Linked DNA regions of Mus musculus: regions 1 and 2 are each linked to region 3. The links are chromatin loops, found by intact Hi-C in ENCODE. Cell type or tissue: left cerebral cortex. All regions are shown on one strand. Links, peaks and the distances in the headings refer to the core of each region. The heading gives the core; the rest is flanking DNA. Region 1 overlaps Hs3st4 (heparan sulfate (glucosamine) 3-O-sulfotransferase 4). Region 2 holds the start of Hs3st4 (heparan sulfate (glucosamine) 3-O-sulfotransferase 4). Region 3 has its middle 23 kb from the start of Zkscan2.

The links. A loop is a pair of places that touch in the nucleus more often than their neighbours do. Peaks named below come from ENCODE experiments on the same cell type or tissue, not always from the same donor. Only the 100,000 strongest peaks of a DNase experiment are listed, where the experiment ranks them.
Region 1: a loop joins it to region 3, with 5 times the contacts of the local background. A loop is called at or near these places in 3 of 42 quality-filtered maps.
Region 2: a loop joins it to region 3, with 2.9 times the contacts of the local background. A loop is called at or near these places in 4 of 42 quality-filtered maps.

What each region holds. Positions count from the first base shown.
Region 1 is chr7:124,114,113-124,124,464 of GRCm38, reverse strand. All of the region lies in intron 1 of Hs3st4 (heparan sulfate (glucosamine) 3-O-sulfotransferase 4), which reads right to left. Among named protein-coding and RNA genes, the nearest start is that of Gm25759, 27 kb to the left of the region's middle. In left cerebral cortex, for the core only: no CTCF peak of the experiment used is centred there; DNase peaks (open chromatin) are centred at 1,636 and 5,306.
Region 2 is chr7:123,975,267-123,985,618 of GRCm38, reverse strand. It overlaps Hs3st4 (heparan sulfate (glucosamine) 3-O-sulfotransferase 4), which reads right to left and starts at 2,791. Exons shown (of 2, transcript NM_001252072.2): 1 at 1,726-2,791. The coding sequence starts at 2,438. Gm26974 (a long non-coding RNA gene) reads left to right here and starts at 2,165. Exons shown (of 4, transcript XR_003946874.1): 1 at 2,165-2,294; 2 at 6,098-6,165; 3 at 6,746-6,857. In left cerebral cortex, for the core only: no CTCF peak of the experiment used is centred there; DNase peaks (open chromatin) are centred at 2,233, 2,913, 3,333, 3,912 and 2 more places; H3K4me3 peaks cover 2,835 bases; H3K27ac peaks cover 1,209 bases.
Region 3 is chr7:123,518,042-123,528,393 of GRCm38, reverse strand. No RefSeq gene overlaps it. Among named protein-coding and RNA genes, the nearest start is that of Zkscan2, 23 kb to the right of the region's middle. In left cerebral cortex, for the core only: a CTCF peak has its summit at 4,014 (motif pointing left); a DNase peak (open chromatin) is centred at 3,989.

The DNA of each region.
Region 1 (10,352 bases), core at 904-8,903, 600 kb before region 3:
TCACCCTTGGCTTCCCCTCCATGATGAACTGTAACCTAATCTGTGCACTAGAATAAACCATTTCTCCTTTAAATTACTTCCTTTGATGATCTTTACTGATATGATTTTAACGTGTCAATAAAAGTAACTAAGGCGCTATCATTTATTTATATGCTTACAATGATAGAATAGATGGAAGTTGCTTGGACTTTGAGACAACTTTATTTTCCTTTTATTCAGAGTTTCATTCATGGACCTGATGTGTTTTGACTCCTTTTATGATGTTTCTGAAATGTAACCAGGGCAGGATAAGGTCTTGTTTGGTGCTGAACAGTATGACATTGGATTAACACATCACCACAATTCACCAGTACTGGACAGAAGATTGCTTCATTTAACAACCTTTCATTATCTTTTTAGGCCTCAATGTCAAGAGTTTCTCTAGGTTAGTAGTTTTTGGTGAGTCTATTGGGGTCCCCTGAAATAAAGAAAACCTTCTAAAGTAACAAACACCACAGCTTTCTAATTCAGAGAGTTTGAAACAAAAAGTCAAAAAAATCTACACTTTTAGCAAAATCCCAGTTGCTACATTGGGGACTGATTTGCTCACTCAGATGCTCGCCCTGAAATCTGACTTGTGTGGATAGATGATGAGGTGACCAGGCAGACCTTCTGTCTCTGTGATACAATCCTTCGCATAAACAGGCCAAAAGAGGAAAGAAACATTTTGTCCCAGATACTCAGAAGTCGCAGTGGAGGACAGTAGATACGTCTATTCTGGATTTGAGGTGGCATCAAGGGTAACACCAAGATGGTGACAGCATAGGACAAAGGCTACTCGCCCCAAGGTAGACAGGAAATATATTAAGAAGAAGGCACCTGGGACCAGGTATAATCTTTGAAGGCCTCCTAGTGGCCTACTTCCTCCAACTAGCCCCACCTTCTGACATTTCTTGTGTCTGCCAAACAAAATTCCATCAACTGGGAACCAAAACTTCAACCCAGGAGGCTGTGGAGGCTGCATCATAACCAAAACATGCCATGGGGTTTAACAAAAGAACAGGGTTGTTGAAGGCTTATGGGCTCATTGTAGGGACTAGGTTCATGCTCTCCATTGTCAGCATGTGCTTGTCCTTTCTGCACTGGAGTTTGCCACACAACTGGGTTGTTGTGAAGCTGTGCATGTGCCTCAGGTTCTGTCTGTTGCATTCATGTTCACTTTGCTTTCTGTCTTCCACCAGAAGTCAGGCACTTCCTAGAACCACACTTTTGGCTCTAGAAGGAAAAATAAATCGTTTCTCAGGCCAGAAGGTGATGGCACATAGTTAAATCCCAGCACTCAGGAGGCAGAGGCAAGTAGATCTCAGGGCCAGCCTGGTCTGTAGATCAAGATCTAGGACTCATAGGACTACATGGAGAAACCCTGTCTAAAAAAAATCTAAAATAGATAAACAGATAGACAGACAGACTGATTTTTTTTCTCTATAAATTATCCAGTCTTGGACATTTTCTTTATAGCACAGAAAAGAGACGAGAAAGCAGTTGGTGCTGATGTGGCTGGACCAGGAACTACTCTGTTGTTTCAGGCTCCATGCTAGAGAGGAAGTATATTTTACAAAGGATAAACACACAGAGCTTTATGAAACACCACCCACTGAATCATTTTGCCAGGGAGCTAAACTAGAAATTTTAGGTGCTCCATTCTCTAAACTCTCACCCACTCTGTAGAAGCATTTTTTTTCAAAGTTGCTTCTTAGTCTTCCCCACTAGGAAATAAGCTTTGCCATGCTTATCAGACCCAGCACACAGCATCCTGGGAAGGCTGTAAAGAGTGGGTGGATGGTTGGCTGGTGTCTGAACTCCTCTGCAGCACCCTGACCCTGGGCATGGAAAAGGCTTGGGTCTGTGAGGAAAGAACTAAAAGTCCTTCTACAAACAGGATGTGCTTGGTGACTCTATTTATTAATTCCTCACATTATAAGCTATTTTGTTCCCCAGCCATCCTCTCCTCACTCTCCCCATGGGATTTGCATGACAGAATCGCAAGCCCACCAGAATGTTCTTCCACTCTGAGACACACACTCAGTCTTGCTCCATTTGCTCAGTGTCTGTGCCATAGACATCACTTTTTCCGGCTCACGTGCTAATGGTTACAACAGTGGTGGCAATAGCTTTGAATGGCTTGAGCATTCTTCTAAAGTCTCTACACAGAGCCACTCCTTTACCTGTCACTGTGTTCCAAGTCATGGCTGTGACTCTCATCATTTAACAGATAAAGGTACAGAACTTACACCGTGTGTAATAAAATCCAGATCAGACCAACACCCAGGGCCAACCTTCCTCTCTTTCTGGAGCCAGTCAATAGCTGTTGTTTTCTTTCTTCACACGCAGCAGGATTCCTACTTCAGGGGAAATTCAACCTCAGCATTGTTTCTATTGATTCTGCTGAAATTATTCCCGAGGATCCCACATTATGAAGGCAGAAACATACAGAGAATTATTTGAACAACACATTTTATTTCCTAGAGGAAACTAGTTTGGTTCAGTGGCTCAAATCTTCAACAGGAAGGCTGTTAAGGAGGGCTGAAAATAAACATGAAATTTAATTTGGAAACATATTTCCTGGCTCCCCTCTGTCAATCAGATATCTATTTGGTGCATGCCTGCATCTAATGACTGTGAACTTTAACTAAGCAGAGGCCTTCCACAGCCAGTCAGGATCACTGCACTGCAGGCCATTCACATGCAGGAGTTGTTGCCTCCCTGCATCTTATTCTTTGTTTGGGGAGCTATGGAGAGAGAGAGTCTTTGCTGCAGATTGTGCTATGAGACAAGATGAATGATCATCAAAATACAGTCTGGAAAATTTAAAAATATGGATAAAGAAAAGATATTAATATCCTTTCTAAGGTAATCAGTACTTTTTGTTTGGCAAAAAAAAAATTGCCCACTGTTTATGGTTTATGCAAATAATATATGTTAATTCCAAGGCTGCACAGTCTATAGCCTTGCATACAAGTATTTGTGGAAAATACATACCAATACATTTTAAACCTCTTCCTCATATAAACACAAGAGATTTCATAAATATACAGCACCTTGTTCTTAAAAACATTTATTATAATTTTATGCAATGCAAATCACATTAGAATAAATTATTTCTCGCTAAAATGGCCAAGTCAGCAAAATTACAGGGAGCTATAAAGTCTCAGCTATTGTGTGCCCTTCAGTTACATCAAAGTGAGGTGACACACTTCTGGATGACACCTGGGGATGCTGGTAGCCAGTGGGGCCCCAGGCTGGACACTCAGACCAGGGATCCTCTGTGCCAATGGCCTTCTGATCTCACTTTTGCAGCAAACTTTTCCAGTCAATCGATAAGGAAGAGCTCTAGCCACGATATTTTTTAAAGTGTGACAATCAGCCTGATGACTAAGGGACATCATTTTTAAGCTCTAATATGGAAAACTGTATATAACTAAAGAGTCATAAATACTCTAACCATAACCTCCCTCATGTGTTATCATGTCTCAAGAGTGTCACTGAACACCCACTGTGTGCCAGGTCTGATTCTTCATAAAGATGGAGCAATGGACATGATAGACAAAGCCCATGTCCTTGTGGGATTTACTCTCAAGGGGAATAGACAATAAGCACACAAATAGCGACAAGATTGAAACTCAGAGAGTGTCAAGTGATGTGCCTGCCACAGGTGAACTGCAGGACAGTCGTCTTTGATAGGCAGTTAGAGAGTGATTTGCTTGAAGTAAAACCTAAAGGAGAGACACAGCTCAGTGTATACAGGTAAGAGGCAAGGCGGACAAAACACAGCAAAGCCAAAGGCTTTGAATGAATGAATGGTCATGGTGGTGTTTGGGTGGCAGAAACACAGAGAGAGGAAGGAGGACAGCTGTAAGCCAGGTTGGCTGGTGTCCTGGAAGCCACAGGGATAGAATTTAGCTTTTATTACAAATGGATGGGGAGTCACTGTTTAAACAAGACATATTGGGAGGTGTCACTGTATGAACAATGCTTTAGAAAGTAAAATGGGAACCCATCTAGAAAGTCATCACTACTCTGGCTAAGAGATGAAGGCAGGCTTCACTGGCTACTAGGCAGCAGATCTACAAACAGAAAGCTCCATTCCAGCATTGAAAACTAAGAGACGGACCTTGTTGACAGATTGAAGGTTGAAAGGAAAAGAAAGAAGAAAACAGGGAGACATGACACGTTCCTGTAGTCCTAGTATGTGGCTCTAGTCCTAGTATGTGGCTGTAGTCCTAATATGTGGCTGTAGTCCTAGAACTCATGAAGCTTAGGCAGGAGAATCTCAATTGAGGAACAGTGAGGGCTACATAAAGACTTCAAAACTAATCAGGGTGGAATGAGTAGAACGGAGGAGTCTGACTTAACAGTTTCATTTCATTGTTTTATGCCAGCAGGTAAAGGAGTCAGGTTCCATTTCCTAAGGAAATAGACATCCCCCAGCAGCCATTTCTAACACTAACATTTCTATATGGAAAGGCCTTACATCTCACTGACATTTTAAGGATGAACTCAGAGAAGTGGTTAGAAGGTCAGAGGTGCACATCTGGGGCATTTAAAAGAAAAACCATGTAGGTCAGTGTGTTGATCCGCTAGAGTCTATATGTGGTGTATCACTGTTACTTCGAAAAGTTCCCCTGAAGAATCACCCAACAATCTGTCTTTCTAGAACATTCAATTCCTTTGAACATAGCAATCACTTGTGACTGCTTTAATGAACAATGTCAATGTGTAAACCATTTTACAAACCATGTTCAAATTCACCTTAGGTCTGTTTCTGAAACATGCAATTTTCAGCCCTTAATTCATAAAATTTATATTAGGGCAGAGGGAGAGGAAAATCTGTGGTTTGAACTTCTCACTAAAATTATGCTGAAATGTAATTCCTATTGGACATACAGAAAAACCTCACCAAGCTATGAGAATTGGAAGCACAGCCACGAGGGGTGACCAGGATTAGATGGAGCTACCCTGTGATTGTATCGGCTTTTATACAATCTTTTTTATATAAGATTTTATATTAGAGCAAGCTTTCAGACTCTGTCTAACCATGTAATGCTCTACACTGCCTTGGGACTCCTCAAAGCATCCTTGCCAGCAAGAAACTTCTCACCAGACGGGCTCCTCCGATCCAGACCTCTAGAACGATGAGCTGAATACAGTTTTACTCTTACAAGAATACATAGTCTGTGGTATTCAGTCATAACAACAGAAAACGATGGGAAGGTGATTCTTCCACCCCCAGAGCAGAGACGCTGCACGCACACAACACGGGCAAGCGGAGACACATGATACCACCGTTGGAGATACTTCAAGCAAGGAATCTTCATAGAGGTGACAACTTGTGCAGAAGCCGAGAAGACGGGAGAGGGTGAAGTGAGAAAGAAAAGCAGTGCAGTTGTGAGCCGTGCCCTGAGTGAAGATTCGCAACGGCTTTGGTTGTGTTTTCAGCTAACAGTTTTTCTCAGTGTTCTAAGCAGTAAGGGAATAACTTTATTTCCTCAACTGAGCCCCCCTTCCCTGAGGGAAGCTCAACTAAGAGTATCGTGAATACTCCTGCCTCTGTCCACTCTATAAATGTCCCAAGGAAAACATTGATTTTCCTGGCTGCCAAATTTAGGGGAAATGTCCTCTTCAAAGCAAGCTGTCTACAGAATAGAGATCTTCTCTGGTCCTTTAGTCAGGCTCTCATGAGGACAAGCTTATCCCAACTAAGTGTCCGCTGCGCCTAAGCAGGTGATTCAATCAGATATGCTATGTTCGTACAGTGAACCTTAGTCCCCTTGGTCAGCTGTAAAGATGGCATGTGAGCCTCCATCAATCTTCCACTCCTTGATCTTCATTCAGAATTCTGGCAAAAATCAAAAGAGTGGTATTCATGGCCCACCTGCTCAATGTTGGGAATTCAAAGGGGTGCATTCAAATTCATTTCACATCACTCTAATACTTTTTACCGAAACAAATCACCTACAAAACAGGAAACTGATGACCAGTATAGCATTAACTACTAGTTCCAGGTCACAAAGCTAGCTAGTAACAAAAAACATGAATCCAGGCTTCTAAGTCTGAAACTCGGCCAGAATAATGGTGGTACTAAGTGACAGCATCACACTTTCAACAACTTTCCTTGTTTCAGTAACTTTCACACAGGTGTATAGTTATTAGGAAATGAGGAAATTTGGGATGTAGCAGGCCAGATTCCCCTTAAGATAAATGTCTAGATTAAAAACAGTTTAAAGGCAGCATAGTTGATGCTTTTTATGCTAAGGACTAGGTTTTGATATTTTAAGTCCACCCCATACCTGCAGTAAAAAAGTGACTTACACCATAGTAAAACAACAGCAGCAACAACAACAACATGCTAGCGTTCTTTTTTTGTAAGGATCACATTTTAATGTCAATTTTTCTAGAATTTAATAGCAAAAGAAAAATCTTCCAAGGGCTATAGGGAGCTGTGCTTTGTTCCAACCTGTCAATAAGGACTGCAGCTGCCCCTGGCCCATATGCAGAAAGTGGGATGCAAATTATAGTCACTCTGTTCATTGTTTGGACCCAGGGCTTGAAGGGTCCAAGACTCATGCCTCATACCAAAGATGGGCTGATCTTGTCCTTTCTGAAGCAAGAAGTAAGCTCCATCTTAGAACTTTGGATGTGGCCCCACAGGTAACTTGCATGTCATCCCACAGGGAGATGGGGGAAAAGCCTGAGTTTGTGGCTACCTTGGATCCCACTGACTGTCCGACTCTGGGTTCTGGTGTCTTATTCCTGCTAGGTTGCCATTTTCTGGTTCCAGCCTCTTAGCAATTCTGGCTCTATCTCTTATTAACTCCCAGTTTATATGTGTTTGTTTGTTTGTTTGTTTGTTTGTCATGCTTTCCTTAGCTGAGCCTGTGTGATCTCTTCCTTCCACTTAATGACATGCCAACAAACGGGGCTTTTTGCTGGATGGAGGCAACCCAGCGGATCATCACTGTCGGGAAGATGGCATGTCCTGGGAGGTTTGAAAAGGGCAAGCTTGTCTTTGCTTTATAAAGAGATAACTCCTCTCGTGGGAATTATACAGCATGAAAGGTATTCCAATCACCTGAGAAGCCCCAGATACAATCATCCACTCTGCAGCCCCAGCCCTTTGGTCCCCATCTCACCTGTGTTCACTTTCTGGACAAGGCTTCCTGTCACTACCTCCTGGGCATTTTCCTTCCTTTTACTTCCTACTCTTGCAGGCTCATGTCCCTCTCTGGGTGCATTCAATCCATGCTCCTTATTTTAGCAAAGCTTTTGATATCCTTGCCACCTCACCCCTTGATACTCCTGCCAGGTGAAATGTCCTAACCTAGGCTGACCATACCATCCATTTTCTTTGTGTCATAGGCTGAACTATGTCTCCCTGAAATTCAGAGTTGAGGTTCACAAATACTTTAGAATGTGCTTGCACTGGGAGTCAGAAAGCTAAGAGGTAATGATGGATCCTAATATGGTATGGCTGCTATCCTCATTAAAAAGATGACACAGGGATACACACACGCACGCAGAGAGAGAGAGAGAGAGAGAGAGAGAGAGAGAGAGAGAGAGAGAGAGAGAGAGAGAGAGAGAGAGAGAGAGAAAGAAAGAGAGAGGAAAGAGGGTTTTCTATAAGCCAAGGATGGAAGCCCTTGGGAGAAATGAATCGGTCAACACATGGCTCTTGGCTTTCTAGCCTCCAGAATGGTAAAGCTGTGCATTCCCACAGCTGAAGCCACTCAATATGCAGTTCTTTGTTACATTGCTGCAGTACATATTCCCTGTAGCTACACAGTAGGATAGGTGGGGTAGGTGGCATCACTATGAATTCAGACTGCCAGCCCTCACTAGACCCTTGGTGCTGCCCAGGATGTGTACTGCTACTGTCCTGACAACCTATATATCCACTCTCCCCAATGACTATTTTTAACCTTCTATTGTCCCTTCATATCTCCAGATGCAACTGCATTCTGCTCCCCATTTCCTCTCAATGACATAATCACTCCATGTGAAGGCTACTGGGTGTCCCTTCAGCCTCCTACCTGTCACTCGTGTGCTCATTCCCACCTCCCCCAAATCTACCATCTTAAAACCTCTCCTCTAACTGAAGCCATTCCACCTCCATCAGGTTATTCCCAGAAGTGTTTAAAAAGTACTCAAGTCCCCTCTGGGTTATCTCAATATATCACTATAAAATAGGTAATATCTAAGATGCCCATAATGAGTGCCATTTACAAGTGCCAGACACATGCCTGGAATACCACAGACATGCATGATCTCACTTGAATTTCAATCACAAGGGCTTTTTGACATGCATATAAAGATAAGAGGATGTCATAGATTGCACAGGTAAAGAATAGGAAATAAGTATCATTCTTTTCCCAGTAGGTAGTAAAGGACTTTAAAATCTTTATTTTGATCCCTACACTCTGGCTCTCTGGTACAGGCTGTGTTGATGAGACCCCAAGAGAATAAAATAAATTCCTTGTCACATGAAAAGGCTGGAATAAGTTCTACAGCTCAGAATGGGTAATTCTGAGCTCTTCCAATGTTTTACATACAGGAATTGTCACTATAAATACAGGGCTTTTTCAGGTCTTCTTTACACACAGGACAAGAACATGCAGAAAAGGCAAATGCGACTGCTGTCTCAGGAGAGCGCACAGGGAGGTGGCTGCCCCTGGAGCATGACTGTGAACAAGCACACCTGTGATTGCAAACATTACAAAGGCGCCCCCAGTTCCTCAGGCCAGAGGCCATCATGAGAGAATCAGCTTCTGAAACCCCAGCCTTCATCACGAGAGTCAAGAGGCAGACACGTCAGGTCACAGCAGAATGCCCACCTCCTCCAGTTACTCACGCAGACAAGGGAGGTGGCATGCACAAGTCTGCCCATCAGCACATTGGCAGAGCCAGCTGAGCCCAGTTCCAGGTGTTCCGGGTGCCCTGGAGAAGAGCCAACACTGAATCTGAAGTGTCCCACACAGACTCACACTTTGAGCATCTCTTCTCTGGTAGATGGTACTATTTTGGCAATTTGCGGGTCAGGTAGGAGGTAGGGCCTGGCTGCAGAAAGTTGGTTGGTGGCAGGTTGGATCTGGGTGTGTGTCTTGTTCACTTGCGGTCATGCTCTCCCAGCATGTGACTAACCTCTGCACATGCTCCCACTTCAATGAAAGGATCTCTGCAGTTTCTTCCCTGCTGTGATGGGCACTGAGCCCTGGAACTGTGAGCCAAAATGGACCTTTCCCTCCTTAAGTGGATTCTGTCAGGTATTTTATCAATCACAAAACCACAAAAACACGAGCATAAATAATATGGGCAACATGTCAAGAGCTCATGATCACCACGATTCCATGTGCTTTGCTACTTCACCCCATTCTTGTCTCTTTTCCAAGTGAACTACATGTCATCTTACCCAAGTTTTCTGACGTTCTATACACTAATATGAATTTAATGGTTTTTGCACTTTTTAAAATAAGTAAGACAGCAGTAACCTTTGGAGAAATTCCTCTAAATCCATTAACCCAATAAATAAAATATATAATTGTTTAGAGGGAAATTGAAACAAAGTGGGGTAGTTTGACAAGCTATTGTATTTCCTGCCATTCATATTCCTTCTCCTTTCAGACAGACAAGCAGACATATCCTAGCAATGGGGTGACATACACACAAAGTCTTCCTTTGTCTATAAGAAACTGGAACTATTTTATTTTGAAAATCAAAGTCATGAGGGAAACCAAGAAGCAGAAAATACAGTTGTAAGGGTCCTCCTGAATAAAAAGAATCTTGTAGAATTAGGAGTCTATTCCTTAGGATGACACAAACTAAGTTGCATAATCCATCCTCGATACAACAAGGACTGGACTACAGTCATCCACTTACCCAGTCCCAAATGTCCAAGCTGATTTCTGAACCCATAAGTAACACCAATATAGCATAAGCCAATCTTTCAAAATATGAAATACCCTCAGACCTGGAATTGTGTGAGTATCAGCATAACGTTTCATCTGGATATAGATGTATCAGAAATGTAGAGAAGGCGTAAAACCAAAAAACATGAATAACATCTATAAAGATGGTCTCTCTTAGACTTCAGAAGCACTGAGCTAGGAACTCATCAGTCTTAATGACACAAAGGGACTCAGCTATAACTGTCTCACTCAAAGCAACTGTAAAGTGTACAGGCAAGGTGATCAGATCATGTAAAAATATACTTCATACCTTTTAAATGATGACCATTGAGGAATATAGCAAACAAATGGACACAAAGGTAGAAGCATTACTATGTAAAGAGTTCTTACAAGTCAATGAAGAAAATGTATTTA
Region 2 (10,352 bases), core at 799-8,798, 460 kb before region 3:
ACTCTCCTGGCCCCAAGATAGGGACTTCCTCGTTCAAGCATTCCCGTGAACTTTATTGGTCATCCAAATAAATCACTTCTTTCTGTAGCCCCACTGCAGCAAAGCCACCCAAAACACATGCTGCAAGATTTGATCTTTATTCCTCTCTTAAAGGGCATCTGACACTTCCCACAAGATGCGCAGCTTTAAAATTAGAACCAGGAGGGGGGATGCCTGCTTCCCCTCCGATGGCTAAAGCTACCCCACAGAAAAAATCAGGACATTCCTGTAGCTCACCAGCAAACAGCTGAACCCTTCCCAGACATCTTCCCCTGTCTTTATTTTGCTGTTGTTGCATTAATCATCCTAACACCTTTTTAATTATAATCACAAACTGGAAGCCATGGCTTGTGATGTTATAAATAAGGATTTTTTTCCAGTTAAATTAGGCACTTGCTGTTTTATGTTTTGATAGGAAGGGACTGTTTGAAGCCTCCTAAAATATCCCAATTAGTTCTTGCTGTTGAAACAGACAAGACATTAACAGACACACTCCCTGTCTCAGTGTGATGTGCTGGAATGTTTATGGCTCGGTGTACTTCTCTGCAGCTTTTAAGGCACAAGACAATTTTTTTCAAAAGTGGGAGAAAACAGTCACAACACACATGCTTATTACGTATTCCCAAAATAATGGCCCAAACTTTTCCCAGGCTGTAATCTAAACCCAGGAAGCATGTCTCTTCCACAGGAAAGCAACCCTGTCACAGGACATTTTACCTATTGGCTCTGTGGAACTGATAGCATCGCTTCAGCGGACAAGGGCTCTGTTTCTGTTTGACAGTTGCAATTAATTATTGAAATGTGATCGAGATGGGGCCACCCGTCCAGATCTGTTATCCAGAAAGATATGAAGAGGGAGGAAAGAGGAGGGACAAGAGAGAAAGGGGCTTGCATTCTGAGCATGTGCACGCACCAATGTTGTTTTAATGTCGGGGCTGGCAAGAAAGACAGATAATCGCTATCTGACCTGCACTTAACTTTCTCCTGCTCCTTTCCTCCCTCGCAGTTCCAACACCTGATGGTGTCCTGTCAGAAAGAGGTATATAACTCCCAGCAGAAGTAACTCCAGTCTGTCTCCAAGGATGCTCAAATTAGAAGGATCTCTGCACAGGGCACAGACATACTTATAGCACCAACTGGTATCTAGACACCTAGGCTCCTGATACTAAATCAACCCAGTGTTCATTCAGCCAAGAGGAACATAAAGTTACAGAGGTAGGAAATAGCCAAAGCGCCTACACCGTCTTTTTTTTTTTTTTTTAACTGTTCATTTTGCTCTGACCTTAAAACACTGAAGTTGGATTCCAGCCACACAAACGCTTTTGAGGGCGCTTTAGATTGATTCCTGGGGATCTCAAAGCTCGTCGTCAATTTAGCTCTCCTGTCTCATTCCTCCGCTTGTTCTCAACTAGAAGCCCAGCGCCCTGTATTGGCCTGGATTGGGAAACACCCCACAGACAGGCGGGAGAGCTGGGGATTCCCAGATTTGAAGCCTGGTAGTTCTCCAAGGCACCTGCTCCTCCCCTTTCCCAGAAATAAAGTGATCTTTTAGCTGGAGTCCTGTTCTCTCATCTGTACCGGGACTCTGCGCAAACAGGCCAGGGCTCCCACTGCCCTCCCCTGGATGCTCTGGCTATGGGCTCTCGGGACCCCTTATGCGTCTGGCACTCCGCAGCAGCCTCCTACCTGTACCATTCCAGCCCCTTCTCGTAGTTCCTGTCGAAGAAGTGCGGCTCTACGCCCACTGCCCTTACGTCCGGGTGGACTCGGATAGCCTCCAGCAGCGCGCGTGTCCCTCCTTTCTTGACCCCGATGATCAGTGCCTGGGGCAGCTTCTTCTCCCCATAATCAGGGGTGCTGGCGGGGCCCCGTTCCGCACTCCCGTTGGCCGCCCTCCGGCCTTCCAGCTCCTCGGCTGCGCCTGGCTCCTGCGCCCCGCGCCCCAACAGCGCGTCCTGCTCTGTGACCGCGTCTCCGGGGGCAGGCGGGCTCCTGGGCCAGGCGTCCCGAGCACCGCCGCCGCTCGCCAGTCCCCAGCCGTCGGCCGCAGGAGTCGTGAAGCGCTCGGGGGGCTCGGGCGGTGGCCCGCGGCTCGCGTTGTCCGGCGGCGGCGAGGAGGCGCCGGGGCGCACGCGGGGAGGCGGCAGCGAGGGAGACAGCAGGCTCGGCGGGGGCTCCGCGGCGGATCCCGGGGGCTCCTGCAGCGCCAGCGGGAACTGCAGCGAACCCGAGCCGCCCAGCAGGCTGTAGCACAGGTAGGTGACGGACAGGGACAGGGTGCACATGAAGAGCAGCTTGCGCGCCGGCGGCCCCTTAGTGGAGGCGCCGGGCAGCAGCGGCGGCGCGGCGAGCGGCGGCGGCGGCGGCGGAGGCGGAGGCGGTGCGGGCCACCGGGCCATCGCGGCTCCCGGCTCGCGGCGGCGGCGGCCCCCGGCGCTGCCCGGACATGGTTTCAGCCGCCGCCCCCGCCGCCGCCGCCGCCGCCGCCCAGCCGCCCCGGCTGCATGGAGCGACGCCGCTGCGCCCCCGGCCCTGGCTGCCGTCCCGCTGCGCCGGGGACAAGCCCGGACGCATGGCCCCCTCCCCTCGCGAGCCCCCGCCGCCCCCCTCAACCTCAGGCCAGGAGCCCGAGGGGGGCGCCTAGTCGCGGCGGCACCTGCTCCGTGCGCAGCGCCCCGCTCTCCCCGCGCTGCCGCGGCTACCGCTCCCGCAGCCCCGAGTTCCTTCCCTGCTGCTAACTTTCTGCCGGGAGAGAGGACCGGCGCCGAGGGGCGGAGGCGAGGGGGCCGGGCGCGCGCCCGCCGCCGCCCGGGGAAGGAGGGGTGCGCCTCGCGCGTGCCTGCGGAGGGGGTGCGCGAGAGCGGAGGCGTGCGCCAAGGCTGGGGCGCCCGGGAGAGCGGAGATCCCGGCCCCCGCCAGCCGCCGCCAAGCGCGCGCGGAGGACCTCGCCCCGCCCTAGCGCTGCGCTCCCACGGGAGTCGGAGGTGTCCGCGCTCGCCAGCGTTCGCTCCAGACTCTTGGAGGGAATTGTAACCCAGAGCTGGCCTGGACCGTCCTGCGCTGGAGAAGCTGAGATCCTAGCAGTGACAAGTTCCCCCAGGTCTCCTCCGATGGGACTCTGAGAAAACTCAGCCCATTTCTGACTGTCTCTTCCCTAGCTTTCTCCTGCCTTGCTTTCTGATGCAGTTCTTTCCCCACCCCAACTTCCACCTCCCCAGCCTTATCTTTGAGGCTCCTGATGGGTGGAGCTTTGACACAGACCCCAAGGTTTCCCAGACTAGAAGCTTTTGCCCCTGCCTTTTCACCCAGAGACTGTACTTTCTGCTGGGAGATGGCGCTGTCCCCTACCGGGTCCCTTTAACCACAGGTGCACCCACCTGTGCCCTGTGGGAGGCACTGCGGGCTAAGGGAGCTTGGGGTTCCCTGAGCTGACACAGACTGGGGTCCTCATCCCTCCAAACACCAAATAAGCAGAGGGATGTCTGCGTGTCACTTCACTGAATATTTTAGGTGCCTGTGCTTAGCAGAGAGATTTCCATCCCTCCTCTCACTCGGTGGTATTAAAGGCTTTGCGAGATTCTAAAGTGGACTGGTTTGTTGTAGCCTTTAGCGCAGGAGAAGGGGAAGATGGAACCTAGAACTGGGGGAGCGTCCATCTAGGGAGGCTCTCAGGAGCCCTTCTTCGTGAGTACTGGCACTGGCTCTAATGTGCTCTACCCTGCTAGGCACAGTTAGCTGGTTACCCAGACTATCAGCTTTCTCCCTCTTCTGCTGCAGAGGCTGGCTTCTCCTGTTCTATTTGATCTCATAATGGGAACAATAGTTGAAAGAAAATGTATATAATGTCTAAATATTAACAAGATACCTAGTGCCAAAGAGAGGAAAAATGTTAATCAAATATGACGAAGACCGGGGACTTTTCCCTGGGTGAACAAAAGCTCGCTGCTGCTCTCAGCTGGACATGAGTCTTCCACACCGCAGCTTCGGTTCAGATAAAGATTATTCCTTTATAATACATTTTTTATGGTACACAGGAGACTCTGAAATACGGAGTCTGGTGTCCTGTAAATCACCCCCTGTAACTAGCGATGCTTTTCTTCAACCACCACACAACTCCATTACTGTAATGTTAATGGGAAGGACCAGCTGAAGCTGACAGAAATGCCACTTCATCCAGCCCTCCTTCAACTCCAAGTGCAGCTGTCAGATAGGAAGTTCGGTGTCTGCTAATGTTGCCACTGCCTCGGGTTGGACTTCTTTTGCTAGCTAGGGCACTAGGATGCTGAAGCCAGAGCCTTGCTGCTCTTGACCCCCAGTTCTCAGACTCTCTCGGTTCTCGGCAGTCAAAACAGACCTGCCCTGTATGCAGTTCTCACTAAAGATGTGTTCTCAGACTTGGGAAACAAATTTTTTTCATAAAATGGTGTTAAAATGTAGCCCAGAAAGGGCAAGCTGATAGTAGATATCTGGCAGGCAGCAGGAAGAAGGGAAAATGTTTAAATCGACTCCAAATGGTTGAAAACTGCAGACTTTCCCTGGAGGATCAGTCTACTTACTGATTCTGAATACCCAACTCTCTTAGTTGGAGTTTCCACTGCTGTGAAGACACACCATAACCAAGGCAACTCTTACAAAGGACAACATTTAATTGGGGCTGGCTTATAGGTTCAGAGGGTCAGTCTATTATCATAAATGTGGGAGCACGGCAGCGTCCAGGCATACATAGGGCTAGAGGAGCAGAAAGTTCTACATTTTGATCCAAAGGCAGACAGAAGACTGGCTCCCACGTGGCTAGGGGGAAGGTCTTAAGGCCTACCCCCACTGAGACACACTCCCTCCAACAAGGCCACACCTACTCCAACAAGGAGACACCTCCTAATAGTACCACTCCCTGAGCCAAGCACATACAAACCACAACTAAGCCTGAAAACTCAGATCTAGAACTCAGGCCTTCCAGAAGAGCCTACAGGCTCTGTGTTTTCCCCTGTCCATCTGGGTTGTGCCTGCACATTTATGACTCTTATCTGAGAAATCTTGTCAGGAAGATTTCTCAGGATCCCTTTTCTTTCTGATACCTAAAAGAATGACATCAAAACAAACAAACAAACAATGAATGACATCTTATTGGTCAAACACCATGTCCAAGAAGTGATGGGGAAGAGGCATGCATTCTCTCTCTCTCTCTCTCTCTCTCTCTCTCTCTCTCTCTCTCTCTCTCTCTCTCTCTGTGTGTGTGTGTGTGTGTGTGTGTGTGTGTGTGTGTGTGTGTTCTGTTTCTTAGAGAGAAACTCTGTGCAATCTATACTGAGGTAGTTGCATGCTTCTCTATATAAAAGGGGTCCCTGAGAACATGTCCTTAAGAAACTTAGAATAAAAAGATGCTATGTAGAGAGAATGCCAACTCCAAGCTGCAATGCCCACTGGGTCTGGAGAGGAGAAGTAGGATTGTGTTTTGTTTCCACTGCCAACATCCGTGCTCACTCAGGCCTATCTGAGTTTTCACAGCTTTCTCCCAACGCATCTCCAGGCCTCCCAACACCTCATTTCTATTCATCCTAGGCAGCAATAGCAAGTGGATCAATGCCCCTGAGGAATGCTTCTCGCCTCTGTTAATGCCCTTTTTGGATCTTTCCCTAACTAATAAACTTCAACCTCTTTCCTTTGGAAGTCTCACCTTTCATGCACCCCACAGCCCTGCCTGATAAGTGTGGTCTCAATTTCTATGATGATACTGTATTATGCTTTTGCATCTTCAGGTGACAGAATCAAGACACACCTTACTAGTAACCTTAGTTACTAGTTAATAGCTTCCGAGCAGATTTTTTTTTTGCATACTTTCTATGTAGTTAAATAAAGAATGATAAGAGTCACCTGAATTTTTTTTTAAGGATTGAATTGAATTAGCTAACATATGCAAAAGATACCTGGCTGTGTGCCTGATGTGTGGTGGCCAGCAATAATTAGTTGGATCTAAATTTTGGCTCAGAACCTGCCTGCTTCTTTTCCTATTAAAATGTTGTCCCTGAAAAATGTATGCATGCCCTTGCTTCTATCCCAGTCCACAGAGTTCACTGAAGTGTAACTTCCTAAACTGCTGAGAACATGACAGCTGTGACTCAAAGCCTGGTGAGTAGACACTATCTCTGAGTCACTTGAACTGTGGTTTTCTGGACATTTTAAAAAGAAAAATACCAGAAGGATTTGGGGGAGGGGTAGTTGTTTAATTGAAGAGATTTTTTTTTTAAGTAAGCAGCAATAGTCAGGAGAATGTCTAATAGTCATTATTCTCCAGACACTGTCCACCCTCCTTGTGGGAACATGGAAGGGATGTGATTTTCTGGATTCCTTCCAGAACATGTGGCCATGGAATGTTCTAGCTACTGAAACACAGCCTGATCAGAAGGAAGGACATCCCTTCTAGGTAGAAGCTCAGAGACACAGTCCTATAGGCAACTGTGGAAGAAGCAGATGGAGCTCCTTCAGAAGAATACAGACCCAGTGACATGCATACAACCAAGGCATAATCCTGCATGAGTCTTAACATGAAAGACGTAGGGCTTGCTTGTTATAGCAGCACAACCCAGACTGTCTGACTGATTACAGTCCACATACTCATTTTGATTTGACTTTCATTGGCTCTAGCTCAGGAGGACTCTAGCTTGTCATACCTAGAGAAACCTGCTCATATGTGCTTATTGCCACACAGCCAAGACACAGAGCCAGCCTATATGTCCCGCAGCAGATGAAGAGATAAAGAAATCTGATGAATGAAACCACGACATTTTTCAGAAATATTGATGGAGCAGCAGGTCATCATGGTGAGTAAAATAAGCCAGAAAGATGGTATCACACCTTTCTCATCACAACCTATAGTGTGTTTGTGCAACTGCATGTGTGTGTCTCTGCACATGACATGGAAGGGGTAGGGTGTGCCAAGGACCAGTCTCAGATTGGAGAGGGCTTTGAAGAGAAGGGGTGCCTGGGAGTTGCAAAAACAATTGACTGGAAGTCAAACCGTGGGTCCCAGAGCTGGAAGTCAAACCATGGATCCCAGCTGGCGGTCTATATGCTACAGCTTTCCAGACTGGCATTTACTCTACTCAGTTCTGCTTTCTCTGGAGATCTCCAGACACAGAAACTAACTCTCTCTCTCTCTCTCTCTCTCTCTCTCTCTTCTCTCTCTCTCCCTCTCTCTCCCTCCCTCTCTCCCTCTCTCTCCCTCCCTCCCCCCTCCCTCTTCTCTCTCTCCCTCTCTCTCCCTCCCTCTCTCCCTCTCTCTCTCCCTCCCCCCTCTCCCTCTCTCTGTCTCTCTCTCTGCTCTACTCGAGAAAACTCTCCAAAGTGTTTTTTGCAATTCTAAAAAATTCTCTGGATAGCTCATCTCTTGCATACCATAAGCCAAGTCTCTTATTTTACATATCAACCCAGTCATTTACTCCAGGTTCTGTTTTGGTTATTCTATGACACAGCATCCCATGACCCAGCCCCTTGATTCTTTCTGACAAGCGGGCTCATACTGCAGCTGCTTTTGTTCTTTTTGATTCATGAAGCCATTCACACAATTCATATTGCTTCTTTATATTCTGCAGAGTTGAGAAATTATATATTTTTGACCTCATGTTTTTAGAGTTCTTTCCCACAGCCTTAAGGGCTGTCCTGAAGGTCCCAATATTTAGCATTTTGTGTGACATTAGACACACCTTCATCTCCCAGACAGTGCTATCTCTGATTATCTCAGAGTCATTGACACTGACAGGAAGGGTATTTCTTGAAGGAGGAACATAAAAATATGTACAGCATTACACAAACAAGCCTTATGCCCACAGCAGTCTTGGACCCTGTTGGCCCTGTTCCATGGGTGGGAACCATGTCCTTCCACACCTACCAAGGCCATGCTGAACCGGGCAGGGGTGTTGTCAGAAAGAGCAAAGGAATTACCAGGAAGGGCAGTTGGAGCACAAAAGAGAGTAAAACAAACTAAATATGGACAAAGGACAGATATACGTATATGAAATTTAATAGTGGATCTCATTGTTTTACACACTAAATACACACTAATAAATACAATAATAGAAATAAATAAAATAAGATAAGAATAGAACCAACAAACAAATATCAAATAAATATATGTAATAGAATAAAAGGAATAAAATTTTTAAAATTGACAAAATCCTAAGGAGCTTCATTCTTCAAATATTAGAATTCTGTTGTACAAATTTGGTTTTAAGTTTCCAAGCAATATAGAAGAACACTTTCCTCAAACACAGCACATAATGAAGATGCACATCTGGAAAATTCTGAAGGGAAACTGGATAGACTTTCCAGCCAAACTAAAATGATGAAGGCAGGACATAAGACACTGTTAGGCAAGAAGCAGAAGATCAATAACATTATATTGATGACCAGGGACAGTAGGACCCAACTCTGGAAAAGAACTGAGAAATCAGGAGCTGCTTTGAGCTAAAAGTCTCATGTGGCAAAATCTGGGGAAGAGAATTAACCAATGCTTATCAGAAAGATAATTGGCTCAATAGCACATCTCGAAACAGAATAAACATGGAGATCAAGTCATGGGCTTGAGAATGCTAGGGCCAAAGTGTGTTGGTTAGGGTTTCCATCATTGTGAGATACACACCCCTGACAAGAGCAACTTGGGGAGGAGGGGTTTATTTCATCTTACAGCTTGTAGTCCATCCATCAAGGGAAGTCAGTCGAAGCAGGAACTCAAACAGGGCTGGAACCTGGAGACAGGAGTTGATGTAGAGGCCATGGAGAAATGTCACATACTGGCTTGTCCTCATGGCTTGCCCAGCCTGCTTTCTAACAGCACTCAGGACCACCAGCCCAGGGGTGGGGCCATCAATAGACTGGGCTCTACCCCATCAATCATTAATCAAGAAAATGTGCCACGGGCTTGTCCACAAACCAATCTGATGGGGATATTTTCTCAATTGAGGGTGCCTCTTCCAAAATGACTCCAGCTCATGTCAAGTCCACATAAAAACTAGCCAGCACAGGAAGTCAGGAAGTCATATCTGTATCCCCTAAGGATATAAATATTCCTGTACTTTTTTCTACATGCAAATGAGAACACTCCTGTGTGTTTATTTACGATTTACTTATGACTATGAAGTGCACCATAGTCCTCTCCTTCCCTTGTCCTGGGGGTGGGGTGGGGGTGGGGTGGGGTGGGGAGACTGGGTCTTTAAAAGAGAGTTATTGTTAAATGAGGACAAATAGGCAGGCTGCTAACACCATAAGACTGTGGTTCTCTAGTGGTTCTATAAGAAGAAAAAGATAACTCCCTTTCTATTTCTCCCTCCTTCCCTCCTCCTTCTTTCCCCCTTCCTCTATTCTCCTTCCGTTCCCTTCCCTCTCCCAACACACGTTTTTCATGTGAAAGAACTACAGGAAAGTGGCTGTCTACAGGCTAGCAGAGTCTTCACTCACTGCTGCTCTGGTTTCAGACTTCTAATCTGCCCAGCTGTCTGCCAAGCATCACACAGTGGGTTTTGCGAGGCATGCTAGACTAACTGAGACATTTATCTTTCATGCCTTGTATGCTTTATGCCTTTAATTTGTTTATTCTCTATTTACTTCTTTGGAGATAGTCCCACTCTCCTCCTTCAGGCTAATCCTCTTACCCCAGCCTCCCTCCCGAGGGCTGGGATTACAGGTGTGTGCACGTGTGTGCACCACAGTGCTCAGCTGCTAGTTTGCATTTTTATAAGTTTACTACTCCCTTGTTGCCATTTCTTACGGATTCGTAAAAGCCTATTATTTATTAGGGCCATCAGGGTTCTGTTCCTCTGTCACATTTCTTCCTGTTATTGAGTTAGCAGCTTTCCAGGTCACTGCTTTCAGTGTTTCTGCTGCCCCCACCTCCTTCGCTGTCGCATGGCCAGCCCCTCAGTCCTGAGTCCCCCCCGCCAAGGATGTCAATATTTACCTAGAATGTTGCTGGTACCTTTTACATTTTATTTTCCTATACACAGCTCTGTAAAATGTCTACACAGATTAATTTTGGTTTTCAGTTTTGCACAATAGTCTAACTCCCCCCCCCTTTGTTTTTCTAGCACTAATTATTTCCCAACCGCTTGACAATCCATCGTACAATGAAACTACAACATTGTAATTTCCCCATCCAGAGTACAGAAAGCATCCCAACTCATGCAAATCTTTTCTTGTATCAGACTCACGCAATACATGCAATTATATTGCTATAAGTAATGTGCAAACCCCTCTCTGAATCCTTTTTTTTTTTTTTTTTTTTTTTTGAGGCTCATTCAGCTTTGTACAGTTTTATCAAATAT
Region 3 (10,352 bases), core at 765-8,764:
CTCACCAGTCACCATCAGAGTCTCACCAGCCACCACCATCAGAGTCTCACCAGCCACCATCAGAGTCTCACCAGCCACCATCAGAGCCAGTTTATGCTCTTCCTTCCACCACGCTGGTCAACATTTTTAAAATCTGAAGAAGGTTGTCTAAACTAAATAGTTTTAGTTTGAATAAACTAAAAGAATTCAAAATCAATGGTCTGCAGGGTGCCATGGTGGGTAAAGGTGCTTGTCAAACAAGCCTGGTGACCTTGAATCCAATCCCCAGAGCCTGTCCTCCATGAAAAGGCATATGAAGAGAGCCAACTCTATAAAGCTGTCCTCTGACCTCCATGTGTTCTTCACCTTAGCATGTAAATATGTACACACACACATAGACTGTACTTTAAATATACCAAAGAGGAAGCAGGCAAAGAATATGAATAGTAAATTAACAGCAAAGGCATACAAATACCCCCCAAAAGGAGAAGATAAAAATAAAATATACATCTTTAAAGTATGTATGCATCATATGGTAGATTGAATAGGACTGGCCCCCCATAGACTCATATACTTGAATGCTTGTCATAGGGAGTGGCACTACTTGACAGGGATTAGGAGGTGTGGCCTTGTTGGAGGAAGTGTGTCACTGGGGGTGGGGTTTCTAATGCTCAAGCCAGGCCCAGTGTCTCTCTCTTCCTGTTGTCTATGGATATGGATATGGATATAGAACTTTCAACTCCTTCCCCAGCATCATCTCTGCCTGCGTGTCTCCATGCTTCCTGTCACGCTGGTAATGGACTAACCCTCTGAAACTGTAGGCAAGCCCCAAGTCAATGGCTTCCTTTATAAGGTCCTGGTCATGGTGTCTCTTCACAGCAATAGAACATTGACTAAGACACATCGTTTTGCATCAGACTTGTTTGCAAAATGTAAGTCAGGAAACACTAAGCATGGAAAAGAATATAAAGGAGAAAATGTATATTATATGATGCTCTCACAGAGCTGGTGACAATAATGTCAAAGACATCACCCAGGAATGCTACTTTTAAAGAAGGACCACACAGAAGCTTCTCAGGAACAAGGACACGTGCCTGAAGAAACCTCCTGTCAATAACAGGAAAAGGGAGGCACTTAAGTGACTGTTACCAAGGCGTGGGCACTTCACATGCCATCAGTTCTTATTGTATAACAGTGTTCTGCAGTTACGAGGAACAAATCAATTAGTGTACACCCTCATGGAGTCTCCAGCAGCAGACGTGATAGAAGAGAGCAAGTCTGCAGCATTCGATAGCAAAGGTGGCGCCAGCAGCTGAGATGAGCTGGAGGGTAGGTTCTAGGGCTAGAGAAGAGGGCCTCCATCTATAGCCTGAAGGGTCATGGCTGAACTGCCTCCATAGGTCTGCTTCTAAACTTGTTTCATTTCTTCCTGATTGTCTCCTTGCCAGTTTTCTGTCTCCCCCTATTCAGTTAGCCCATTTTCTGGTACTGCCACAGCGTACCTGAAGCTGGATGCTTATTAAGCAAAGAGGACTGTTTAGCTTTCAGTTTTGGAAGCTACAAGTCTAAAACTAAATAGCCCTGTGCTCTGATAGGAGCCCGGAGGCAGACAACATCACAGTCTTGGGCGTGTTTACAGGAACAGGAGATTATATGGTCAAATGGGAAGCTGGGCCAGGTTTGCTCTTTGCTAACAACTGGCTGTTATGTAACTAACCCACTCCACAAGATGAGCCCCAATCCCTTCCAGGAGTGGCGCCCCAAGGCCCAGCCACCTCCCACTAGGCTCCACCTCTAGGGCTTCCATGCTCCTCAATACTGCATGAGGGATCATCAAACCTTCAGCACACTGTGTAAGTCCTCTAGGAGGGCATACTCCAACCACAACCAAACTATCACCTTCAACCTTCAAGGCCCTTGTCTCCTCAAGTCCCCTCCCTCTACCCTCCCCCTCCCTCTTTATCTCTCTAACTCTCCCTAGAACCAATCTAGATTCCTGAGCTTCACAGACATGATAAATCCCCTGACATTTAAGTAAAATTTCATATTTATGAGCATTTTTATGGGGAATGGGTCAATGTTTTTCATCTCTGAGTTGCTCGGAGAGTTCAGTGTTCCATCAAAAAATTAAAATTAAAGGGAAAAATCTGTCAGAGAACATAACCTTGATGCAGTTTCCTGGGCCTATCATGTTTCAAAAATAGTTATTTCTTATAAAAAAGACATAAAGGGGGAGAAATGTAAAGGGGATTGTTCTGACCCTGTCCACTCACCCTGTGCCCTGGGAGGAAATGCCCTGCCTTGGAAAACGTAAACATCACCATCCTTCTCGGGCCGCCAGGCCTCTCATCCATCACCACAGGCATGCTCTGGGCAGCAGCAGCAGCAGCAGCAGCCAGCTTCCTTTCCTGCCGTTCGTGACCCCCTCTTTATCAGATGTCAGGGTCTTACCGGGGCCAGCTCATTGACAAGAAGGGAGATTTTTCCTAAAGGAAGCCTGCGCACCATCACTGGAGGGGAGGTTACCAGGAATCACCAGTTCTGTGAAGGATGGTCCAGCACAGCGCCCAAGCCCACATGCGTCTGGCCACTGTCACCGTGTTCCTCCAGAGCTAGGTCTGTAACTAGACTTGTGGGACTCCTTAAATCCTCTAGGGAGATCACAGATGCTCTGTGGAGACAAGTGAGATGGGAGCAATCAGTGCACGTACCTGGGGTCAGCCCAGGGTCAGGCAGGCAGCTCTGCTGCTGACACTGAACGACTTGCCCATGTGCCTATCAGTTAGTTTCTGCACATCTGCACTGGCCTCTATCAGATAGCTAAGTTACTTCTGCTCTGCTCTAAGTGTCTCTCCACAGGCACACTTGCGTGGCCAGCACCAGCCTACAAGCCTATTTCAAATCCCTGCTTGCATTTCACCTGCTAATATACCATCAGCCAAAGCAAGTTACAGGGCCAGCCCCAAGTCAAGGGCAGGCGTTGATGTCTCACCCACAGTGAGAGGGCATAACACGGTGCACTGAGGCCAGCTTCTGCCTATTATCAATTTTGCAGCCTTAAGGATGCCTTTTGAATAACAGACACCTTCTCATTGTCTGACTGGTGAATACATTTTAAATGAGGTAAAACACAGCTTCTATAAACCATTCCAAGAGCCCCTGTGGAGTAAAACTGAGGTGTCTCAGCCAGCCTGGCAGATAACTGTGGAGGGACAGAAATTCAGCGGAGACCAGTAGACCCTGGTCTATATTGGAAATGCCACCTATCTGAGCCCAGCCCAAATTCTAGAATCAAAAGCTCATTAAAATGCTAGTTTGTTCCTTACAGTCTCGATGTCTTTCATAAGCAGAGCTGTGATGTAGTTCCATTCAACAAACAATTATTAAAGTGCTCACTTCTCACCAGGAGGCTTATCCTCGGCGGATGACACAGAATGGAGACATGATCTGGGAAACGGTTCTGACTTTAGGAGTTTACCTTCTGGGTTAACCACCTTCTTTTTTCAGTTATAAAGTTTAATCTCTTAAGACTGGAGAAAAGTAACAGTAGTGTACAGTCTCTGCCCTGGCTTCCTTTCAAATCGAGATATAGAGTATTGAAAGGAGTTAATTTTAAAAAGGGGTGGGGGGTTCAGAGTTAAGGTCTGTGACTTAAGATCTCACACAGGTAAAAGAATGAGCCACGTGACGTCTGAGGGAGCAGCCTTCCAGTGTGAGAAAACCTCACAGCTAAGCTCCTGGGAGTGGGCTGCAGCCCATAGAATATAAGACCAAAGCCTGAGAGGAGAAAGGGAAGCCAGACTGGGTGAGGACCAAGAACCCACATGGAGTCTTTTATGGGTCCGTGTAGAGTTCTAATTTTCTGACTCTGTTGCTGTACATCTTTCAAGAAGGTAAATTTACATGCAGAGACCCCAAGCAGGCAGCAGTCCAGAGCTGCTTTCGCTGATTCTGTTATCAGCAGACAGCAACGTTGGTGGAATTTGTTGGAAAGAGCTGCCATTTTTGGGCACAGGCTGCCCTCTGCTGTTATGTTTTGGATTAGCACCCACAGACTCACTGTCCCAGTCAGGAGGTTATAAGATCATCCACGGCAAACTCAAAACCCTGAGAGACAGCATTCTCCAAACACGATCACTGCCACCTGTATGTTACCTTTTGAAGTTTGTGGGGACATTTTGTGGTGCTAGGGCCTGAACCAGGGCCTTCTACATACTAAGCCAGAGTTCTACCCCTGAGCCATACCCCTAACCCCTAAGACTTTGTATTGTTACTAGCTCCCAGTAAAACTGAGGAGTTTCAGAGATTTCTCACAACACCCACCTCTATGATAATCTTCATAGAGGATTGGATTGTCATCATGGATTTAAAGTCACATAGCAAACAAAATTCCTGGGGCTTGCTGCCCAGTTAGACTTCTTCATCAATGAGTTCAGAGTTCAATGACATGCCTCTCTCTCTCCCTCAAAAAAAAAAAAAAAAAAAAAAAAAGGCTGGCCTGATGGTGCATTCCCATAATCCTGGCACTTGGGAGATGAAGGCAAGAGGACAAGAGGATTAGGAGTTTGAGGCCAGCCTTAGCTGCAGAGGGAGTTTGAGGTCAGCCTAGGCCTTGCTTAAGGAAAAAAACAGCTTCAAAAAAGCAAACAACAACAAAAGAACTGTGGGGAGATTTGGAAGACGCCTGTGCTGGTTATTCTCCTGTTGCTGTGAGAAAACACCATCCAGAAGCAACTTACAAAAGGATGTTTATCTAGATTTGTGTCTCTGCGTAGGTCATCTGTTCTCCTTGGGTTTGCTGACACTAGAATAGAAGTGGGAACAGCAGGCTGCAGGCACGGCTGCAGGGGTGGGCAGCTGAGAGCTCACATCTTGAACCACAAGCTTGAAGCAAAGAGAGCAAACTGGAAGTGACAAGACATTAATCTACTAAATCCTGCCCCAGTGACACACTTCCTTCACCAAAGCCACACCTCCTAAACATCCGAACTGGGGGATCAAGTATTGAAATGCCTGAGCCTGGGGACATGTCTCACTCAAATCAGTATGACACCATCCATCTCTGACCTGCATAAGCATGCTAATGCCTGTGCACTTGTACACACAGACACAGAGACACTCACACACAGATACAAATGCACACACAGAGACACAGAGACACACAGATACAAACACATACAGACACATACACAGATACAGAGAGAGAGACAGACACAGACAGAGAGATACAAATACACACCCAGATACACACACATAAACACACACAAAGAGAGACACAAATACACACACAGACAGACACACACAAAGAAATACTCACACACAGATACAAATACACACAGACAAAGAGACACACACAGATACAAACACACACAGACACAGAGATACACACACACTCACACACAGATACACACACACTCACACACAGATACAAATACACACATAGACAGCCACAGACACACACCACACACAGATACAAATACACACACACACAGACAAACACATACACAGATACAAATACACAAAGATACAGACACACACACACACACCTCCACAGTTTTGCCGGGAATCTGAGCAGGAATTATACTGTGTGTTCCAGCTAGATGACATTCCACAAAATGCAAAACATAGCACAGTGTGGTGGTGCATTCCTGTAATCCCAGCACTTGGGAGGCTGAAGGAAGCAGATTGCAAATCTGAGGACAGTCTCGGTTAAAAAAAAACAAAAAAAAAACAAAAAAAAAAAAAAACAGTCACTCATTTGTTCATTAGCACCTTCAGATGGAGCTGTGTGGGCATCACAGGCCTATTTTGCAGAAGGAAAAACTGAGGCTGAGGGATACTACAGAGCATGCACTTTGCCTCCTTGACCAATGCAGGGGGGGAAATCACAGTAAGAGTCAGAACCTTGTAACCTCTGCTCAAGTGCAAATAAATCACAGGGTGAATGGACGGCTTGCTCCACAAATTTGAAATGGCAAATCCAAAATTAAAGCTTAGCATGCATCCATCAAAGGAGCCTCACAGTTTGTCCTGCCCACCCTGGGTCTCCACATAGCCCATGAGCGACTTTGGTTTCGGGTGCGAAGGCTTCACAGCCATCGGCAGTGGGATGGAGAAGCACACAGGGGATCCTCGATGGCGGGCGGCTGTCACACTGGATGTATTTGGGTAATATTCTTAATTTGATCCACGCTTCCCTGCTGAGTGTTTCCTGCTCCCCCTCCATCCTCCGCGTTTTTCAGACGGCAGAAATGTTCTATGGCCACGGCCTAGAATGAGTTTGTTTGAGCGGAAAATCCGTGAGGAAAGAACATGGACCCTCTGCTCTGTAGCCGGAAACTTCTCCTAAAACTCGGAGGAACTCAGGTGAGAGAAAGCCTCTGAGCCAGCCCAGGCGGCCAGGGGACAGGGCAGGCCTTAATGGGCCTGAGCATCTATCTGCCTTGGGCACAGACCACAAAACCTACATAACCACTAGATGGTGACCCACACTGGTGACGCGCTGTGCCCTTCTGCCTTTGGAGACAGTAGAGCCCCGTAGGACTGGGGGAAGAAAAACGTGGATTCTGACAGACCGCACAGGTGAGTGCCAGCTCCCACGGGTAAACATCCACCTCTTAGGATGCCCACATGCCCCACTGACCCTCGGTGGAGCAACAGTGGAAAACAGAACCCCCGAGGTCAGTTTGGGAAGCTAGAAGATGAAAGAGACACCATACTTACTACTTGTGGAAAGTACAAATAGTCCAACAAGCAGCCGGGAGGAGGTCTTGATAGCGCCTTTTATCCAGGGTGAACGTGACTTAAGATAAACCCCTTCATCTCCTTTAGGACGAAGGAAACATCTATGTGGTTTAGCAAGATCCATGAACCAGGCAGGGACTGAAGCCTCTCTTGGAACTTTACCCTGAAACAAGCCACCAGAGGGACAAGTGGACCCCTCTTTATTTGCAGCCCCATCCCTACTCTGAAGAAGGTGGAACTGAGGGAGTTTTTACCTGATATAGCCCAAGCTGGTATATTGAACTTGTAGCAGGTTTCCTGCCTCCACCTCCCAAGTATAGCAGACTACAAGCCAATGCCACTGAGCCCAGCAGTAAACTATCTTTTTCCCTATAAACTGGTTGCTGGTGAATCTGAAAGCAATATTAAATGTTCACACTCACAATTAAAAGCCAGAAATCTGAGACAGGGAAAGAAGACATTAGGGAAATGGAAGAAAGGAGGGGCTTAGAGCCCAGCACATCAAAAGCAAAGGAGACACGTTGAAGAGGACTTTTGAAGATGCAGCCATGTTGGATAGTGTGAAGTTCCATTGCTTTCTGTGTCAACCCACTTCCCATCACTGTGACAAAACCTGAGGAAATCAATGAACATAAAGGTTTATCCTGGCTTCTGGTTCTAGAGGTTTGGGTTCACAGTCACTTAGTCTTTAGGTTTGGGGCTTGTGGTGAGAGAACATCTGGAAAGAGCTCATAGCATAGGAGGCCTGTTGACCTCATGGGGAGTGAGAAGCAGAGAAAAGAAAGGAAAGACCATTCCCCCTTTGAGGACACACTCAGAGTGACCTCACTTCCTGCCATTAAGCCCCACCTCTGAGAGATGCTACAAACTTGGGACAAGCCATTAGCCACAGCTCTCTGTGTGGTCCATATGCAAGCCATGATTCTTCCCCTCAAGATCCTCCATGAGGTCCACACTGTCCGCAGATACTTAGGGAAGAGGGTTTCCCTTTTCAGGGTGTGTGAAGAAATACCGAGTCCTGCTGTAGATGATCAGGAGATGGAAAAATGGGGGAGAGCAAGTTAATATGAATGTTACAGAAGACTCTGTGAAGACACCTCAAAAATGAAAATAAAACTAATTGCATATTCTAAAATCCCCCTACTACATCCTCACCCAAGGATGTTATAAAGCAGAACAAAGAGACCCCACAGGTCTGTGTTTGCTGCAGTAACACCACTCACAGGAGACAAGATAGGAACCTAAGTGTCTGTCAACACACAGATGATAAATACAATAAGCTGTTGCAGGAACACGGTAGGTGGGGAGACTACCTTTACTTGAAAACTAGATGAGAATTTCACAAGGTAAAATGGCCATTTGAAAAGTAGAGAAGAAAAGGCAAACTCTTGCCATTGTGACTAATAGACACCATCCCCAAATAGTCATGGATCCTGTGAGCCACAGTGCTGTAGAGGGCACATTAAGTCCTAGGGAAACCAGTTGAACTGAATTTAGAAGAAACTAAGCAATGCACAAAAGAAGTGTGTGTGTGTGTGTGTGTGTGTGTGTGTGTGTGTGTGTGTAAGTGTATTTGTGTATACACATATACTGTGTGTGTGCATGTATGTGTGCATGTACTTTTGTGTGAGTGTATTTGTGTATACACATATAGTGTGCGCGTGTATGTGTGCATGTACTTGTGTGTGAGTGTATTTGTGTATACATACATATTGTGTGTGTACATTTGTGTATGTGCATATTGTGTATATACTGAAAATACAGCACAAGCCTCATTGCTCTTGTAAGATGAAGCTAACCAAAAGAAGAGAATGCTTGGGTTATAGCTTAGTGGTAAAGTGCTTATCTGGCACGAAAGAGGCTCTAGGTTCAATTCCCAGCTCTGGGAGAGTGGGGAGGAAGGAAGAAGCAAATATAATAAACAAAGAGGCACTGTAATCATGATGACAAGGGTGTGACCTCCACGAAGCACCAACATGTACATTCCAAACAGCCCTGGAACTTCTGATAAACAAAGTAACAGGAGACCTTAGGCAGCATGCAAGAAGGACGGGAAACCATTGTTTCATTGACTCAGCCTTTAAAGATCAGGTTGATAAACATAAGAAAACAAAGTATACAAACAATATAACAAATGAAGAAGTTAAGATTATGAACATGAGTCCAGCCCAAAAGCATATGCTAAGCCCCTAATCTGTGCCCGGCGTCAGTCAGGACGAAGGACTGCTGTCCCAATCACTGTCTCACAGGCAGAGCAAAACATCAATCTCTGCGCTGGCACAACTCAGAGCACAAAAAGGCAAAGACGCAGTTGCGGGCTAACGTGATGCCAGCCAGCTTCCCACTGCAAAGCCTCTGTGGCTCCTCCTGGGAGAAGCTCTGAGATCACGTAAATGCTCTGTTTATTATATATTTACTTACTGACTTTAACATTCACTTACGATTCTTGCCTGAAACAATTGTTGCTATGGTGACTGCCAAGTGTTGATTTTCTAAGTCCTTGGTGGCTTCTGGATTTACTAATTGAGATTCTACTATTAACAAAATGTTTCCTTTCTCCCATTTGTTTATTTTATCCATACATTTACTTAAATTTATATGAATTTGTGGGTTACTTTTATCTCTAGATTATAAAGCAGTATTATCAGTTTTTTTAGTGCTATATTTTTGCAGATTTGGCTGGGGGGGGGGGGTTAAGATATCTCCTGAATCATGCTGATATATGTCCCCATCATTGGGGAACTTTCTTTCTCCCAAGAACAAGACACTTCACACTCTTGTGGCCTTTCCCCATCCTCACCTTGGAGTCATCCATCTCTCCCAGAAAGCCTTGCTCCTTCTGCTGGGGATGGCAGAACCTGAGAAGTACAGGGCATGCTCATTGCTATGGGAATGCTTAGTGGCTTTTCACATTGCTGTAGCAAAGTGCCCAGTAGAAATAACCTGAGTAGGGGAAGGTTTGTCATGGCTCACAGTTTCATGGTCTGTCTGTCTGTCTGTCGAAGCCTGACACTCTGACACGATGTCTTGTCCTCGCGTTTACATCACGGCAGGTCAGAGACCAGGGAAGAAAGGGCCAGCTCTCTATTAGCTCTCTGTTTACTCCATTCAGGCTCTTCCATCAGTCACGGAATGTCCCACCCACACTCAGAGCACCCCCTCCCTCTACCAACCCTGGAAGCACCCTCACATTAGGGTCCTCAATGGGTCTTCTTACACAAGCCTATGAGATACCTTGTGAAGGCTTTCCCGGGATTATTTGTATAAGCAGCATTGGGGGGTGCAGGCAAGCTCTAGTGCATGCCGATCAAGTGCTCTCTTAGTTAGTTGAGGGAGCAACGGCCCTCCAGTGCCTCTTAAAAGAAAAGTTATGCTTAAACTCTTTTTCTCTATTTCCTATTTTCTTATGATTTTGGTATAGTCTGTAATCTACACTTTAATACTGTCATTTCCCAAAGATTTGGTGATGCTTATAAAAATATATATATACAAAAGGAAAACCTAGGGCTGGGGAATTAAGTCTATTGGTAAAGTGATTGCCTTGTAAACACAAAAACCTGAGTTTGATCCCCAGAAGCAATGTAGAAAAACAAAGATAGTGGTGATGATATACTTGAAAACACCTGCAC